2 separate regions of the Homo sapiens genome follow, and region 2 is linked to region 1. The links are chromatin contacts, found by Hi-C or POLR2A ChIA-PET in ENCODE. All regions are on one chromosome and are shown on one strand. Each heading gives the region's core, a stretch centred on a gene start or an enhancer-like site at or near the end of the contact. The rest is flanking DNA. Distances are from core to core; before and after follow the strand shown.

Region 1 (6,826 bases), core at 1,735-4,234:
GCTAGAACAAGAAGGTGAAGGTAACTTTCAGAGGGAAGGTCACCAGCATAGGGCATTTTGAGTTCTTCAGGGTACAGGGCAAGGTGTTAGGGAGTCATGTGGGGGGGGTGATTGCGTCAGATTAGAGGAGGTGCAAACCCATATGGGGATAGAGTCTACGTGGTAAGAGATGACTCTGGGGAGTGGACTCTTTGTTGAGACTGGGATGGCAGGTATGCAATGTATGATGCATGTAGTCCTGATCACTTTAAGGGGACATGAAAATCAGTTCTTATCATGGCATCCACCGTGGGCATAATCTGCTATATGATGTGAAATGTGAGACTGCAGATACATAGTGGGATGTTGAATGGGAGGATCTTGCCAGAAATACAAAGGGTTCTATGGGTTTTCCTGAAATTGAGTTGTGGGCAATTTATGAGTGGATGGGATAGGAAGTCTTTCCAAAAGATAAAGAGTTCTGTTTAGAAATTTTGAAATAAATGTTGAAAGAAGAATTATAAAAAAAAGTCTAAAATAGTTATTTTAAAATTTTTATAATAAGCCTTTGGGGGCTATTATTTAACTGAAAAACTGCATATTTATTATTTTGTTAAATAAACAAATGATTTTAAAAAATGATGAGTTTCTAGAGAGGATGGGGATTATTTTAAGAGAGAACACTGAATAAAAAGGATATATATAAAGAAGAAATGGCAAAGACTCCTAATTGCTGATCCCAATGTCCATTTACTTCTTCCTCCTTAATAACAGAACCTCAGTTTTTGGCAGGGCACTGCTACATAAGTGAATAAATAAACAAACAAATAAATGAAAAGATTGCGTTACATAAAGTATTTTCCCAGCCTCCCTTGATGCTAGATGGGACCAAATGTCTAGCTTCTGGCCAATGAGATATAGTGGAAGTTGGACTGACCAATGGTGGGTTAAAAATGGCCAAACATCCTTTGGCAAGTCATTCATCCAGAGATGCAGTCTAACCTCCCTCACCTTGAATCTGGTCAGGTTCTAAGGCTGCATTCTACCTGCTGTGCTGTGAGAAGCCCAAGTTACATGCAAAGGCCATGTGCAGATGCTCAGGTTTAGAGTCCCAGCTGAGCTTCTGGCTGACAGCCAGCTTCATCTCCTAGCCATGTGAGTGATGCATCTTAGATGTACAGCCCAATTGAGCCTTCAGATGACACAGCCCCATCTGACTATAGTGACCCCCAAATGACAATTGTTCAGTTGAACCCAGTCCATCCACACAACTGTGAGGAATAATAATAAATCAAAGCCACTATGTTTTGGTATAGCTTCTGCACAGTAATAGATAACCAGAACAGTGTCTTTGTGGTAATGTTATTATTGTTTTTACCATTTGCTGCCCACCTGTGAAAGAATTATATGTCCATCCCCATAACCATGTGACTTGCAGTGTTTCCCTCTAAGAAGATTCTACTCTGTTTCTCAATTAGTGTAGAGTTTGGTCATATAATTGTCTTTGGTCAATGGAATGTGAAGAACAGGTGACAAATGCCACATACAATCAGAAGCTTTAAGAGAAATTGCATAGATCAGCCATTGTTCTCTTCCCTCTGCCACGAGACTTAAGCCTGCTTCTTTAGTTTAGATCCCTGTGTTAGTTTGCTAAGGCTGTTAGAATACCACAGACTGGGTGGCTTAATCAACAGAAATTTATTTCTCACAATTTCTGGAGGCTACAAGTCAGAGATCACAATGTCTGCAGAGCTGGTTCATTCTGAGAGCCACGAGGGAAGGATCTGTTCCAGGCGTCTCTCCTTGGCTTATAGATGACTGTCTTCTCCTGTCTTCACACTGCACATGTCTGTGTCCTAATTTCCTCTTATAAGGTCACCAGTTATATTGGATTAGGACCCACTCTAATGACATCATTTTGAAATTAATTACCTTTTAAAAGACCCCATCTCCAAATATAGTTATATTCGGAGCTACTACGTATTAGGACATCAATGTATGAATTTTTGGAGTGACAAATTTAGCCCATAACAATTCCCAAATGGGAGAAAATGTGGAATAGAGTTTCAGCCAACCCACAGACAACTTGTGAAGAGAGTGAGAAAAATATGTTGTAAGCCTCTGTTATTTTGGACTTTGTTGCCACAGCATAACCTAGCATAAGATAACCAATGCAGTCCTTTAAAGGGAAGAACACATTCTTCTGCACCTCTTTCTCCTTCGTGCTGCTTGGGATATGGACAACCTTGACACTCTTAGCCAGTTGGACCATGAGGTTTATGCTAAAGATTGCTGACTATGATGACTATGAAACTGCCACACCTACCATGGGTGAGCTACCTCTGGACTTTTTCTGGGACAAAGAAACTTCTATCTAATTTAATATAGGAAAGAAAATGATGACAATGCTTCCTTAATTAGAACTGTGCTTCAAGGAGCTCCGACTGGGCAAAGGGAAAGAGAGAACCCCAAACAGGTAAAGAAATTGTAAAGAGAGGGTAAAGCACACCCCCGTGTTGTAAATGCATATTTTTCTATAAATGATATTTCCACTTTTTTTTTTGAGACAGAGTTCTGCTCTTGTTGCCTGGGCTGGAGTGCAATGGCACGATCTCGGCTCACCGCAACCTCTGCCTCCCGGGTTCAAGCAATTCTCCTGTCTCAGCCTCCCGAGTAGCTGGGATTACAGGCATGCGCCACCACACCTGGCTAATTTTGTATTTTTAGTAGAGACGCGGTTTCTCCATGTTGGTCAGGCTGGTCTCAAACTCCCGACCTCAGGTGATCCGCCCGCCTCGGCCTCCCAAAGTGCTGGGATTACAGGCGTGAGCCACCGCACCCGGCCGATATTTCCACATCTTAAAAAAAATCTTGTAAATGAGATTGGTGAGTAATCTCAGCAAACATGGAGTATGTTAAAAGATCAGATATGGGTAAATGCCATTTTACCTACCATTCCAGTTTTCAAAAGGAGGAAGGGAGATTCTGCAAACTGTTGAACTGTGAGCTTTATTTCCGGGAGTTCCAAGAAGAGGAATTGGTTGGGTCATCATTACAGTAACCTCATTTCCTTCTTTGACAGATATATTGGACTATGGAGCCAGGGGAAATGCAGCAGTGTGTACTTTTGAACCAAAGCAAGTCATTTGAAAGGGCTTTCAAAATGTCTTCATAGATCAATTAGAAAACTATCCGTTTATAGATCAAAAAGGTGTACGAAGAGTAGTTTCTGTTGGACAACCAGAACGTAGTTTCTATCTCTATCTACTGTCATGGTGTCAGCTTCAACGTAAGGATTGGCTCCCTCTTGTGGTTAAGAGATGGCTTCATTGCTACTTGTTTCAAATATGGAGAGAGGATTCCTTCTGGATCTTCCTTCTCTGTGGTCAAAAAGCTTCAGTCCCAGATTGTGACAAAAGAAAGTCCCCAAAAGACAAACAAAAAAACCTTTTTCTCATATTTAATTGACTTGCAATTGAATCAGGAGTCCATCCCTGAACCAATTATTCTGCCCAGGGAGAGGAATGCTCTGCTTACCTTGGGGCTGACTAGCTAGGGGCGGAGCTTGGCTTTCCCCAAAACACATTGACTTCATGGGCTGGGAGGGTGTGCTTACGTATGGATGTGGATGTCTAAAGAGAGCTGACGAGTTAACAAAACAGGGAGTGGATTTTTTTGGTGGCCAAATATAATATTCACTGTTCTTGGAAGATTTTGAGACTGAGATTCTTTAATGATATAATGCAGAAGTTTAAATTTTGATGAGCTCATGATAGATTTATCAGGATTCCATTAACCACAAAATATCCTCCAGTTAATCAGATGAGTGAACCCAAGGGGCCGAATTGTTTATCATTATTTATCTTGTGGCAGAGACATGTGGGCCAAAAATGGACTTTGGCTTAATTATAATCAAAGTTAACACTCTACTACCTAATTATAGTGGACAAATATGTTTATCTTCTTTAGAACATTAGAGAAGGAGTATGTTCTCAGAATGGATAAGAACGACAGTCATTCTTTTTTTAATTACAGGAGAGCCCATATCTAGTTTATCTGAAGATTTGTTTCAAGTTGCGGGCAGGACATGGTGGCTCATACCTGTAATCCCAGCACTTTGGGAGGCCAAGGTGTGAGGACTGCTTGAGTTCAAGGGTTCAAGATCAGCCTGAGCAACACAGTGAGTCCTCATCTATGCTAAAAGTCAAAAGAATTAGCCAGGAGTGGTGGAGTGTGTCTGTAGTTCCAGCTGCTCAGGAGGCTGAGGCCATAGTATCACTTGACCCCAGGATATTGAGGTTGCAGCAAGCTATGATTGCTCCTTTGCTCTCCAGCCTGGGTGAAGAGTGAGACTCCGTCTCTAAATAAATAAATAGGCCAGGTGTGGTGACTCATGCCTGTAATCCCAGCACTCTGGGAGGCCGAGGTGGGTGGATCACTTGAGGTCAAGAGTTCGAGACCAGATTGGCTAACATAGGTAAAACTGAAAATACAAAAATTATTATTATTATTATTATTATTTTATTTTCTCTACTGAAAATACAAAAACTAGCCAGGCATGGTGGTGCGTGCCTATAATCCCAGCTACTTGGGAGGCTGAGGCAGGAAAATTGGCTGAGCCTGAGAGGTAGAAGTTGCAGTGAGTGGAGATTGTGCCACTGCACTCCAGCCTAGGAGACAGAGTGAGAACCTGTATCAAATAAAATTAGATAAAATGAATAAGTAAATAAATCAAAAAAGATTTGTATTAAATTGTGCTGGTATAAATTAAAAAGGAATTTGCTAGAATGCAGTCCTTTTTAAAATGCCATCTGAAATAGTAGTTTGGAATACTTAAACTTCAGTGTTATCCTCAGGGTGATATTCTTAAAAAGTCTCTCAAAAGATCCTTAAGCGTCTTGGATCATTTTATTGAGATCAGACAGATTTTACTTAAAAATGCTTAGAGTTATTCAATAGCTGTTGCTGTTTTTAATGAGATCCTCTGTTCATTGATGCAGAGTGTATCAAGGGTCAATGGTAAAAAGTTCATCTGAAACTACTTTGTTCCTTATGCTGACTATCTAATTGAGAAATCAATGTGTACAATGTATTGAAGAAAAAGAGACCACAGAGTTTAGGTTGATATTTGGTGAAATGACAGATCTGTAATTTTGGGGATGTTGAGAGAAGTCCTTGTAGATAAATCATCCTTTAGGGTGTGTTGCACGAGATCTAAACCTAAGAACTTAAAGAAGTTTTGAAAACCCTGTCATTCACAGGGTTTAATGAGTTCCATCAGCAGAAGATTGTCCCTGGGGGCTTTTATCACCTGAAAATGGTTAAATATTCTACAGCTCCTTATTACTCAAAACCTGTGGTCCACGAGCTAGCAATATCATTACCACGGGAAGCTTGTTAGACTTGCAGAACCTCACCTCCATCCCTGGCCTGCTGGTTGGAATCTGCCTTTTTACAAGATGCCCAGAGGACTCATGTGCCTGTTAAAGTTTGATCCTGGATTATTAAAGCTCAGTCAGGGAGATTTCCACAGTCCACAGAGCATTGTGAAGTGTGGGTGGGGGCAAACAAATTCATGTTTCTTCCGGTCCTCTTAAAGATAGTCCTTCAGCTTTCTCACGGAATTTTCATTTCCATTAACTGTAATGGCTACTCATGATGTTTCCTCTTAAAATCTGTACTACTTTCTTCTTTTTTTTTTTTTTCAAATTAGCTGTCTCCAGAACAAAGCCTTTGGATTGGAGCAACCTCAGTTTGAAATCTGGATCTGCAACTTCCTGGAAGTATGACTTTGGTCAAGTTACTTCAACTGTTGAAGCACAGTTTTTTTTATTTCTAGAATGGGTTAATATTGATCTTATACTATTGAGAGAATGAGTTGAGATGATATGGGAAAGCATGTAGCCCAGTGCCTGCCAAATATAAAAAAAAAAATCACTGAGTATTAGTTCCCTTTCTCCTTGCTAGAACATGCAGTCAATTGAAACAGAGTTATCTACTACAAATGATGCAGAAACTACAGAAAGTTTTCCCCTGCATAGCAAAATCCCAGTGTGGCTCCCATAAAACAGATTTGAAGCAGCTCTACTTGCCAAGTAAGTGACTTGCAAAATGATATTTAAATAATTAAGTAGAATTGAATTGTTTAGTGTGGTCCATCTGGACGCCAAATTGCACCCGCCAAAATGATAATTTGGATTTTAACATAATTGATACTTTACTGTTCTTCCTGAGTCTGATTTGTCAACAAGCTTTGCTACTTCTTTGCTACTTAGCTTTTTACTCTGTGGCTGCTTCTGAGTTCTGATAAAAGGTTTACATCTTGCTAAGTTTCCTTGACTTTTTTGTAATTTTTGTCCCTGGAGGAGCCAGAGTGGTGCATTTCCTGGTTCTCAGATATATGGCTAAGTGGGTCTTGATGAGTCATTGAGCAATTGGCTGAGAAACTGCACCTGAAAGATAGCCTGGGCTGAAAGCTATAACCATCATTAGCTCTTTACAGTTAAACTGTGACTCTATCTTGAATTCCATGATCACTCTATCCCAGGATAGATGGATTGTGAAATGACACTGATATGGTTTGGCTCTGTGTCCCCACCCAAATCTCATCTCAAACTGTAATCCCCACGTGTTGAGGGAGGTAGGTAGGTAATTGGATCATGGGGGCGGTTTCCCCCATGCTATTCTTGTGATAGTGAGTGAGTTCTCACGAGATCTGATGGTTTTATAAGCTTCTGGCATTTCCCTGGCTTGCACTTCTCTCTCCAGCTGCCTTGTAAGGAAGGTGTCTGCTTCACTTTCGCCTTCCACCATCACTAAGTTTCCTGAGGCCTCCCCAGCCATGCAG
Region 2 (6,826 bases), core at 1,436-3,935, 130 kb before region 1:
AAGTCCTCTTGGAGAGCTAGTGATGTTTTAGGACTCACAGAGCATTGTTGGGTAAGCTGTGTACCCTCACCTGCCAGGAGGTAGGTTGTGCAGGTGAAGGAGCCAGGGTATTTCAGAGGACGTCAGCGCCTTTTCTGGGGTAAACCAGCTTGTTAATAGAACAGTCCAAGACTTGGATTTAGATTTTCTGGCTCAAAAGTCAAGCTGGCTTGTCAGTATAGTTTAAGATTAGGGTTTAGAGACCTGGCAGACGGAGGGGAAGTCTTGGGTAAGACTCTCCTCTATTGCTCCTATTTGCTTCTTCTCCAGACCATTTATGTAGAATTTCCAGGACATATGGTATGGCTTTCGATGTTTTTCATCAGTTTGAGCTTTGATTTCTAACTTTTCTCCTCCTGTTTCAGGCTTATCCAGTCTAACCCAACTTACATAGTACAGTCGGCCCTTTGTATCTGTGGGTTCTGCATCTGTGAATTCAGCTAACCATGGTTTGAAAATACTTTTTTTTAAAAAACATTGCATCGGCCAGGCACAGTGGCTCATGCTAGGATTATAAATCCTAGCACTTTGGGAGGCTGAGGCAGGTGGATCACTTGAGGTCAGGAGTTTAAAATCAGCCTGTTCTACATGGTGAAACCCCGTCTTTACTAAAAATACAAAAAATTAGCCGGGCATGGTGGCACGTGCCTGTAATCCCAGCTACTTGGGAGGCTGAGGCAGGAGAGTTCCTTAGAACCCGGGAGGTGGAGGTTGCAGTGAGCCAAGACTGTGCCACTGCACTCCAGCCTAGGTGACAGAGCGAGACTCTGTCTTAAAAAAAAAAAAAAAAAAAAAAATTATGTCTGTAGTGAACATGTACAGACTTTTTTCTTGTCATTATTTCCTAAATAATACAACAACCATTTACCTAGGATTTACATTGTATTAGGTATTTTAAGTAATCTGGAGATGATTTAAAGTGTATGGGTAGATGTGCATAGGTTATATGCAAATACACCATTTTATATAAAGGACTTGAGCATCCTTAGATTTTGGTTTCCATGGGGGATTCTGAACCAATCCCTCACAGATACCGAGAGACCACTGTATTCATTGCCTTTGCTTTCATATGTCTTTCTTTTCTTTATTTTATTTTTGATAACTTTAATATTATTAAAGGTTTACAAGTTCATTTCATTCAGACTGGATCTTAACTGTCCTCCGACCATGTTCAAGTCTACTTTGATGCCATTCTAGGTAGTAACACATAGTTGCTATCATAGTTAAAGATGAGGGCATCTTTTCTTAAACCAAAATAAATTCCAGTTAAATAGTTAAGCATAAAAAGTGCAGCCATAGCACACTAGAAGAAAAGTAAGAATGGCTTTTATGATATTGATGTGTTCTAATCTTTACCTAAAGGCCAGGAGCATAGGAAGAAAATGCTTTCATTTGACCACATAAAGACTTAAAGTTCTATACAGCAAAAAAATCATATTAAGCAAGGTTGAAAGACAAGTGGCAAGCTGAGCAAACTCTGATAAAGGGTTAATATTTGTCCCATTCAAGGAAGCACCACCAAAGGACAAAAATGATTAAGCAACAATGGAAGAATGGAGAAAGGAAACATAGAGTGGAGCAATAAATACATGAAAAGATGTTTAACTAGAGGAAGAATTCAAGTAATGCAAATAAAAATGAGGTCATTTTTTAATCCATTAGATGGATGAAGATTAAAGGAAGGTCAACAAAACTCAATATTGACACTGGGTGGGAGAGCAGGAACCCTCCTAAACTCGCAATAATTGGTACAGCTTTTCTGCTGGGCAGTTTGGCAGCATGCATTGCAACTTAAAATATGCATACACTTTGACCCAGCAGTTTCACATCTAGGGATTCCTTTTAGAGATCTGTGTGGAGGCGTATTTGACAGAGTTGTTAATTGTGCAAAATTAAATGAAACATAAATATTCACTGGTGTCAATAGTACTTAGACATCTATATGCTTGTATGGTGGAATGTTTCAAGGTACTTGTTAATCTGTATTGACTGGGATGGTGTCCCTGACACATGTTTGATTAACAAATTATAGAAAGGCAGGGTATGTAACGGAAACCCCTTGGTATTAAAATGTGTCTCTCACTCTGGGCTTCTGTGCACATAAGTGAGAACCTGGAATGATGGTATCCTAAAATCACCAATATGTTACCCATGCTTATCCTTGGATGATGGGCTCAGGGTTATTTTAACTTTCTTTTATATTTCTGTATATGTATCTGTGTGCATGTGTATGAGTTCAAAGTGAGCATATATCATTTTTAAAACTGGAAACCTTCAATGTGAATTTCCGAGAAGAGGAATGTACAGAGTGTTGCAGGAATGTGTGGTAGGTAGGGAGTTGGGAGCAAGGACCTAAGTAGGATACCTACCAAAGGCATCTCTACTCCTTTACATGCACTCAAATAGACAGTGCAGAACCCTGTTGCAAAGGAAAGCCTTGCCCATGCTTTCGAGGAGAGCCATGACCTTGAGGTAGCTTGAGTGGGTGGCTGTGATCAAATGAACTGGGTGGGGCTGACCCAGTTCTGTTTTTGTACCTGGTACAGCTGCACCCTTTTTGCATATATCTGCCTCGCTGGCTAAAGCAAGGTCATGCACGGGCTTCCTCTCTCTACCAGTCATTTCCCCTTCTAGTACATTTTGTCCAAGGCATGGTCTGTCTGTAACCTTGTCTCATTGGTGGTCAGGGAGAATTGGGTTGGGTCAGACTAAATCCAATCTTATAAAACCAAAGACTTTGCTTAGTTAATTCAGATCATCTTAGAAGATACAAGGCTGCTGTTTTTTATATGCTTGATTGTAAAGTTCCTGGGGTTTTGTTCTTTTCTTTTCTTTTTTTTTTTTTTTTTGAGACAGGGTCTTGCTCTGTCGCCTTGGCTGGAGTATAGTGGCGCGATCTCAGCTCACCGCAGGCTCGACTTTGTTCCTGGGATTTCTACTTTGTCTTTTTCCATTCTCTATTTCTCAAGGTCATGGACTGCGTGCTTTTAAGTTTTTTTCTTGTGATCCTTTTCATTGCTTAATTCAGTAATATAGGTGGCATTTAGTAAGCATTGACAAAATGATGAAATAAGTAAGGTCAAGGATGGGCCTCTTTACAGATGACTTTTTTTTTCTTTTTTAAAAAAGCAGAACTGGTTCTTCCTAGGTAGAGGAAAGCAGAGCTGCTTTGCATTGCTGTAGGGTGTTGGAGGTGCTGCAGGTGGACCCTTCCCTGGGCTAGAAGTAGAGTACCCTCTGTTCCCTCTCTTGCCAGTTTTTGTCCCTTGTAGCAGAGGGACTGCTGTGGATGTGGAGCGGAGCAAAGGTTTTTCCAGCCTTCTTTATTTTTTTTATTTTTTGAGGTGGAGTCTCACTGTCGCACAGGCTGGAGTGCAGTGGCGTGATCTCGGCTCACTGCAGCCTGCACCTCCCTCGTTCAAGCAGTTCTCTGCCGCAGCCTCCCGAGTAGCTGGTATTACAGGCGCCCACCATCACGCCCGGCTAATTTTTGTATTTTGAGTAGAGACGGGGTTTCACCATCTTGGCTAGGCTGGTCTTGAACTCCTGACCTCATAATCCACATGCCTTGGCCTCAGAAAGTGCTGGGATTACAGGCGCGAGCCACCGCACCCGGCCTTTCCTGCCTTCTTTAAAACAGCCCGTGCTATAGACACTAAGGACACCTTTTATTATGTTCAGCTGACCCCTGGGCCCTGTCGGTGAGGTCTTTGAGTTTGTTACTGAACTGTGGCGAAACTTTCCGAATACTCAGGATATCATGACTTGACCATCACCCTCTAGACTGGAATGTTTTTAGTCATGTTTTCTTGGTTTGTTTGAAAGTTTGAGACTTAGGGAAGCTATGAACAATAAAATCCTTTTTCAGTTGTACAAGAGCTGGGACAAGTGGCAAAGAGGTCAGCAGGCCTTTCTTCTACTCTATCACCTTAGGCCTCATCTTTGAAAGGTGGACTGCTTTGACAGTGCTGCAGCTGCAGTGGCTTCTGACACCCGCTTGAATGAACTTGCAATAATGACATAAATGTGTCATGGTGTGCCATCATTGAAAAAGTACACTTGGCTGGGTGCAGTGGCTCACGCCTGTAATCCCAGCACTTTGGGAGGCCGAGGCGGGCGGATCACGAGGTCAGGAGATCGAGACCATCCTGGCTAACACGGTGAAACCCCACCTCTACTAAAAATAGAAAAAAATTAGCCGGGAGTGGTGGCGGGCGCCTGTAGTCCCAGCTACTTGGGAGGCTGAGGCAGGAGAAGGGTGTGAACCCGGGAGGCAGAGCTTGTGGTGAGCCGAGATCGTGCCACTGCACTCCAGCCTGGGCGACAGAGCAAGACTCTGTCTCAAAAATACATATATATATGTGTATATATATATAGTCACCATATTAAATGATCATATAGCCTTAAACCGCCTAGATTTTCCAACTCAATCAAACTACTCATCTCTTATTACAATGAAGTGTGCAGTTGTGGCTTACTTTGCAAGTGGGATTAATATCTACTGTTTATTTCAAGATAAGTATTAGTAACATAACCTGGGGAAACCATTTTATACACATTTCCAGAGCAAGGGAGAGGAGGACTGAAGTGTTAGGGGTATGAAGTTTTACCTTTCTGAACTGATTGTGAAGTATTCTAAACATTTGTGTGGCTTTGTCTTTATAGACTGAAATCGCCAAGAGATTGAATACGATTTGTGCACAAGTCATCCCATTTCTGTCTCAGGAAGTAAGTAAAATTGTTCAGCTGTTAAAGTGCAATTATGTTGCTTCTCTGTTTGCAAATTAGCTAGTTTTAAGATGTTAATTTTATCACAAGGAACAAGTGTGAAGAACATCTGTTACAGCTGAAGTGTGTAAACCCCCTGCTAGTCTATCCAACACATCTGAGGGCACACTGTAGAAATGGTGACAATAGCTCAACCCCCAAATTAATTTTTTTTCCTGTGGAAAACTGCAAAATGACTATCCAATGTACAGCTTTTGCTTTAAGTAGCATAAGCTTGAGAGCTACTGAAAATTCAGGTGTCTTTTATATCTTTTAAATAGAAAGCTGTTCTCATACTGACTTTTAAAAATGGTTCCATCAAGGTAGACTTTACTATGGAGGCAGATAGTTCTTTTGTACTTATGTATCAAGGCAGTTGTCTTAATGCTGTCCTTGAAGGGGTGGATGATAATAGTCCAAAATACATTAACTTAATGAGTCATATGTATGTATAAGCTATTTTGTTTAGTTACAAAGTCATAGAGGTTTAATCTTAACATTCTTTGAGGGAGGAATCTCTTTATATGAGTAATCTATGAAACTGACTCAAGACTATTGTATTTTAGCTTTGCCTTGAAAAGTTTACCTTCCTTCTGGATATAAGCTAGTAAATGCTGTAACGTGTTCTAAGTGTGCACGGGATGAATGCATCTTCACGCAGGGTGGAAAGTTTATTGGACTAGGAGTTGGAATACTGGGTATCCTGGTTGGCACCTGTTGCTCCATGCCGGATGGTCACCATCTCATTATTGTTGTAACAGCCTCTTCCACCATAACCTTTGTCTGTCTGATATGACAATAGATTTGTCTGCCTTTTGAGTATATCAGTAGTTGTTAGACTTTAGTGATCCACGGCTCTATGTTACATTCTCATGCCTCCCAAAGTAAATTTATGGCTTTGTTTTTATTTGTGGGTGGAGTTGGGAGTTGGGAGGTGTGGGGTGAGTTTCCATCTCTGAATTGAGGCTGGAGTCCTTCCTTTGCCTTGTGGAGGGTAAAGAATCAAAAGGCTATAAAAGAATGAGAGGAATTCCAGGAGTTTCCGAAAATGACTGGTGGGTCAAGATTGGTTGATCAGACAAGTGATCAACCAATCAACGGATTTAATATTAAAGTTTTAGGTATTAAAATGGGTATTTTATTTATTTATTTTAAAAATAGAGACAGGGTTCTGCCATGTTGCCCATGCTGGTCTTGAACTCCTGGGCTCACCCTGTCTTGGCCTCCCAAAGTGCTGGGATTACAGGCATGAGCCATTGCATCTGGCTGTAAAATGCATATTTTAAAATTGCTGTAAACTTATGAACCCCTTTTGTGAACAAGGGTGATCTTCCAAATTCTGTTCTATTTATTTTTTAAGGTCCTATGTTATCATTCTTTATGTCCTTTTTTGTTTTCTACCATTCCAAGCCGAAATTTACAGCCAGAAGTAGTGACTGGTGTTGTTTAGAAATAAAGGGCAGCGCCATTCTCAGTTTTTCTTTCCCTATCTATGTTCTGTGAAAATAAAGTGTGGTTGAGAAATTCTGCATTTAAACCCTTCTACTTCAGCCTGCATTGCACACAGCATTTGACTTTTTGTTGTTAGAATATACAGTGAAGTTTTTGGCTGTTGCTAATGCCCTTTCTTCTCCTTGTTTTCAAAGCATCAACAACAGGTGGCCCAGGCTGTTGAACGTGCCAAACAGGTGACCATGGCAGAATTGAATGCCATCATCGGGGTACGTGGCCTACCAGGTCTACCTCCTACAGTGTGTATAACCAGCTTTCATTTCTTATTAATTTGATGGCTTTACGTGTGTGTGTGTGTGTGTGTGTGTGTGTGTGTATCTTAACGTTGACCTATTTGATAAGGGTGGGAGGAGGAGAGGAAGAGACTTGGGATGTGCTAAGGTATATGGAGGAAGAGGGCTTAGCATAAGGAAGATGACAGGAGAAGCATTTTAGGAGGGGACAAAAAATCTATTAATTAAAAAAATTCTTTTTAAACAGACCGGGGTCTTGGTATTTTGCCTACTCT

Evidence for each region. A loop is a pair of places that touch in the nucleus more often than their neighbours do. ChIA-PET counts read pairs that join two places held with the same protein, here RNA polymerase II (POLR2A). Pooled maps may share reads with other maps.
Region 2: a pooled map shows a loop between it and region 1 (4-fold over the local background). The contact joins two enhancer-like sites. A Hi-C loop is called at or near these places in 1 of 168 maps with a recorded cell type or tissue (Caco-2) and 3 of 50 pooled maps. POLR2A ChIA-PET finds 5 or more read pairs at or near these places in 3 of 52 experiments (MCF 10A, activated B cell and activated naive CD4-positive, alpha-beta T cell).

What each region holds. Positions count from the first base shown.
Region 1 is chr9:81,519,594-81,526,419 of GRCh38, reverse strand. No RefSeq gene overlaps it. Among named protein-coding and RNA genes, the nearest start is that of TLE1, 170 kb to the left of the region's middle. RefSeq lists an enhancer at 2,058-3,257. Within about 2 kb of position 2,984, at least 3 of the 41 ENCODE cell types and tissues checked have a DNase peak (open chromatin) inside an H3K27ac peak, as active enhancers do.
Region 2 is chr9:81,651,915-81,658,740 of GRCh38, reverse strand. It overlaps TLE1 (TLE family member 1, transcriptional corepressor), which reads left to right. Exons shown (of 20, transcript NM_005077.5): 5 at 4,705-4,767; 6 at 6,453-6,527. Among named protein-coding and RNA genes, the nearest start is that of TLE1, 34 kb to the left of the region's middle. RefSeq lists an enhancer at 6,706-6,826. Within about 2 kb of position 2,685, at least 4 of the 41 ENCODE cell types and tissues checked have a DNase peak (open chromatin) inside an H3K27ac peak, as active enhancers do.